2 separate regions of the Homo sapiens genome follow, and region 2 is linked to region 1. Evidence: read pairs that join two places in POLR2A ChIA-PET (ENCODE). Cell type or tissue: Caco-2. All regions are shown on one strand.

The links. Peaks named below come from ENCODE experiments on the same cell type or tissue, not always from the same donor. Only the 100,000 strongest peaks of a DNase experiment are listed, where the experiment ranks them.
Region 2: POLR2A ChIA-PET joins it to region 1 with 5 read pairs; 2 of 35 experiments call an interaction of 5 or more read pairs at or near these places.

The regions. Positions count from the first base shown.
Region 1 is chr2:166,727,923-166,730,422 of GRCh38, forward strand. No RefSeq gene overlaps it. Among named protein-coding and RNA genes, the nearest start is that of XIRP2, 160 kb to the right of the region's middle. In Caco-2, no CTCF peak of the experiment used is centred here; no DNase peak of the experiment used is centred here.
Region 2 is chr2:166,627,391-166,629,890 of GRCh38, forward strand. No RefSeq gene overlaps it. Among named protein-coding and RNA genes, the nearest start is that of SCN7A, 130 kb to the left of the region's middle. RefSeq lists an enhancer at 1,144-1,644. In Caco-2, no CTCF peak of the experiment used is centred here; a DNase peak (open chromatin) is centred at 1,291.

The DNA.
Region 1 (2,500 bases):
TTTACAAACAAAAAGCAAACAACTGCATTAAAAGGTGGGCAAAGGACATAAACGGACACTTTTCAAAAGAGGACGTAACACTTAGCCAACAAGCATATGAAAAAGTGCTCAACATCAGTAATCATTAAACAGACACAAATCAAAACTACAATGAGATACCATCTCACACCAGTCAGAATAGCTATTACTCAAAAGTCAAAAAATAACAGATGATGCTGAGATTGTGGAGAAAAGGAAACCCGTATACACTGTTGGTGGGAATATAACCATTGGAAAGCAGTATGGCGATTCCTCAAAGAGCTAAAAGCAGAACTACCATTCAATCCAGCAATTCCATTACTGGGTATATACCCAGAAAAATATAAATCATCCTACTATAAAGACACATGCATGTAAATGCGCACTGCAGCACTATTCACAACAGCAAAGGCATGGAATCAACCTAAATGTTCATCGATAATAGACTGGAGAAAGTAGTATGTGATGAAGAAGAAGTAGAAACCCTTTGTTGAGGGAACACAGAAAGTCTTCCGGACATAGCATAGAATGCTTCTGAAAGGGGAAACATTTGAGTTCAGGGTTGAACAAAGAATAAAAGGTCTTCATGAATATGAAGATATGCGTGGGTAGGAATGCATTTAATGGAGAGGAGGGAAATGAAAAATAACTTTCTTTAGTTAATCTTCAGAGAAGGTATAATTAAAGATATCAGGGACAAACCATGTGTAGCACATTTAAGAAACTGCAGGAAGTTTAATGTTCCTAGAGTTCTTGCTGCATATGGAAAGATGATGGCTAGAGAGGGAAGATGGAAAGAAACAGGCATTACTCCCAGTGGAAAGGCGTTTTGGCTTGACTGTCAATGTAATAGCATGACTGAAGGTCTTTAAGTCAATCACGTCTTTATTTAGAAATTTGGTTGTGGTTATATTGTGGATGGATTAAATATAGGGAGCTAGAGAAAGTAGAAAGCTATTGAGGAATTCCAGGAGAGAAGGTGTAAAGGCAGAGGATAAAGCATCAGAAGTGGAATTTGAAAAGATTTCTAGGCAGTAGAACTAATAGGACGTGGTGAAAGATTGAATGTAAGAGGTGAGATGAAAGAGCCTAGAATTATTCTCAGCCTTCTTGCATGAATGGCACAATGGAAAAACGTGCCAGTAACTAAAATGGGAGAAAATATGAAAAGCTTGGGAAAAGTCTATGAAAGATACAAATGTATATTTTTGAGGCTGACTTAAAAATAAATGACTATATCTGTTAGTGGAGTCGTTAGTGTGTTGTTTGAATTACCATAGTTATTTGTTTATATGCACAATTTATATTATTTATATCTTGCCAGCTTTTGAAGATAGACATCTTATAAGTGGCTAACTTTCTTTTTATATTATCCACTCAAGTACACACAGTTTTGATGATGATAAAACTATATCTAGGAAAATCAGATACACCCTTAGAGCAGAAAACACCTCCCATTAAGTTTTGAATCTTCGCTTAAAAAGCTTTCAGTTTCTAAATCTTCTCCGTCTTGAAGATGAATGACTGTATTTCAACATTAATCAATTTCAAGCATAGGAGGAAAATAGATTTGTGCATTCTTTGAAGATAACATTGGGAGAGCCGTTTAAACTAGACAATTTCCACTTAGAATAGCACCACGTGTTTAAAATGCAGTCAGACGATGATCTGTTTTTTTGTTTCAGTTCATTCAAGGGTTCCAAGATGAGACTCAGCCACTAAACAGAGTGAAGCATGGACATTTATGATGATATCCTCATTTCCACCTACTGAAATGCAAAGGGACTGGGAAATGCTTTGTTAAATGAGTAATTGTCCAAAGAGTGCTGTACTCATCACCCTCACCCTTCAGGGAAGGGTGAGGTTTCTCCCAGAAAAGGACTAAGGAAATAATAGATGCAATCTTCCGGCCTTTTGGGGCTGATGGACCAGGTCTTTGGTGATTGTGTATCTGTTAACACACCTCCCTACTCAGTGACATATATGTCATCTTTCTTGACTCTTCTATTCAACTTAATCAGATCAGCCAAGGAAAGAATTGAATACTTTATGCCAAATCGCTTCTCTGGCATTTTCTGATTGGAACCCATTTTCTCAACTCCTCTGCCATCCCTTTTTCTTTCCCTAGGTCCACTCTAGTCAGGAGTGGAAAAGTCAAGAAGGGTATGGAATTTTAAATGAGCTTCCTTGCAAAGAAAGTAATTTTGCAAGAATTGGCATTTTGTCCTCATCTTTTTGTTCTTTTGTGTAATGACCTCTCTACTGAAGAGACACAGTCCTCTGGCTTTAAACCGTGAATGAGGGATGATACAGTATGTCTCTTGGCTCATTTGGCTGCCTCTGGATGACCCATTTTATTTTCTGCAAGTACCAGATCTTGCTCAGTATTCCTGACATTGAAATCTACACAACCCCTGTAAAGATCTGTAGACTCTCTTAAACTAAGTAATATGCATTAAAAAGCAAACATAACTTAAAAACA
Region 2 (2,500 bases), 100 kb before region 1:
CTTTTTACAGAATCCCATATTTCTTGGAGGTTTTGTTCATTTCTATTCATTCTTTTTTTTCTTTGTGTCTGACTGTATTATTTCAGAAATCCAGTCCTCAAGCTCTGAGATACTTTCCTCTGCATGGTCTATTCTGCTATTAATACTTGTGATTGCATTAGGAAATTTTTGTAGTGTATTTTTTAGCTCTATCAGGTCTGTTAGTTTTTTTATAGTAGCTATTTTGTTTGTCAGCTGCTGTATCATTTTATTGTGATTCATAGATTCTTTGGATTGGTTTTGGATGTACTCTTGAATCTCACTGATCTTTATTTCTATCCATATTCTGAATTCTATTTCTGTCATTTTAGCTATATCTGCCTGGTTAGCAACCCTTTCTGGAGAACTGATGTAGTCATTTGGAGGACAGAAGAAGTCTGGCCTTTTGAGTTTTTGTATTGTTTTTTTCTCTTCTGCATGTTTGGGTGTTCGTTTAACTGCAGTGTAAATCAGGTACAGTGAGTAGGCTTCTTTTGCGGATGTTTTCAGAGGCCTGAGGCTTTATGCAAAGTCTTTATTTGTAGCTGACTTCTTGTCATTGGTTTCACTGAGAACTGTGTTAGTGAAGTATTTTTGGTGTTGAAGTTGTGGGGTGTGATCCAGTAGGTGGCACTTAAGCATAATGGTCAGTAGATAGGCTCTTGCTCAGTTATATGGCTCTTCTGTATTTCCTCACAGTTGCACTTCTGCTCTCTCTTAAAGGTCTGAATGTGTGGGCTACTCCCCCACTTGAGTGCTGGCTGCAGATTACTACTTTAGTACTCCTGGGCTACACAGCGCAGTTGTGAGGTGATGTCAGGGTTTCTGTTCCCTCCCCAAATTGGAGGCAGCACAGGAAGGGGCTTTAGCAGTGGTTGTGCCCCAGAAAGATGCAGAGCTGCAATCAGTCAGTATGATTGGCCTGGGATGGTGGGCTGCACTGTGGGTCCCAGCTAGGTAGTGGGGAGCAGGTGCCTGGTAATGGGCAGTGGGGTGGGACCTGTGAGAGACAGGCCTTTTTTCCTTAGGGAAACTGCAGCTTGCTGGAAGGGTGGATAAGGAACTTAGAGTCTTGGTTCTTTGCCCAGTGGGAGGGAAGCAGGGGCAGTACCACTGCAGAGGCAGTGGCCAAGGGGCTTTCAGTTGCCCCTTGGAGCTCCACCTCCAAGAAACACAGTCACTGGTACTGAAAGTATTCAGCTAGAGGGCAGGGCAGCTGCACTGCTAGCCTGAGCTGGGAGGTCAGCTTGATAAGGGGGGTGGGGCTTGACGGCTCCAGGAAGAAAAACTGGTCTCTCCTCTTTATGGTGACTGTGGCATGCTGTATGCTTGGTGTAGCCCTCAGGCTCTTTATTTCTTCCCCAGACTGAGGGCAGCAGGGGCAAAACTGCTGCTGTGGCAGTGGCAGAGGGGCTACTGATTGCCTCTGGGAGCCTCTCCCCAGGGAAACTCAGAATCACTACCATTGGGTATGCTCAGCTGTGGGTGGGGTAGCTGTTCTGTGGTTCTGAACCAGGATTCCTGCTTGATAAAGAGTGGGGGATGGGCATTCCCAGGGTAGAGGGACTGTATTGGTCTCTGTATGGTGGTTGCTGTGTGCTGGAGGTGCTAGTGACTAGGTTCTTTGTTTCTTCCACAGCTTGAGGGCAGTTATGGCAGTACCACTGCAGCTGCAGTGGCAGGGGAGTTGTGGGTTGACTCTAGGATTTCCTCCTTAGAGAAATGTGGAGCTGCCTCTGATTGAAGTGATCAGTTGGTAGCAGAGTGGTTGTGCTGGAGTCCCAGGTTGGGTGGCCCTGCCCGTGAGATGTGAGGACAGGAAACTGTATGGAAGGCAATTTGGCCCCTTTTCCATCGGGTGACTGCACTGTGCTAAAGGTCTGTGCCAGTCCCTAGTCACCTCTCCAGAACCTGTAGGCAACAATAATGAATGCTATGAGTGATTATTGTGCTGAGGAAAAGATGTATATTCTGCAGCCATTGTATGAAATGTTCTGTGAACATCTATTAGGTCCATTTGGTCTATTGTGCAGATTAAGTCTGATGTTTCTGTGTTTATTTTCTGTCTGGCTGATCTGTTCAATGCTGAAAGTGGAGTGTTAAAGTCTCCAGCTATTATTATATTGAGGTCCATCTCTTTCTTTAGCTCTAATAATATCTGCTTTATACATCCGGGTGCTTCAGTGTTGGATGCATATATATTTACAATTATTATATCCTCTTGCTGAATTGACTTATCATTATATAATGACCTTCATCTCCTATAGGTTTTGTTTTGACATCTATTTTGTGTAATATAAGGTATAGCTAGTACTACTCTTTTCCTGCACCCATTTGCATAGAATATTTTTTCTATCCTTTTATTTTCAGTTAATGTGTGCCTCCATAGGTTGTATGTTTCTTGTAGACAACAAATTGTTGGGTCTTGTTTTTTTATCCATTCAGCCACTATTTCCCTACATTGGAGGGCTTAGTCCATTTA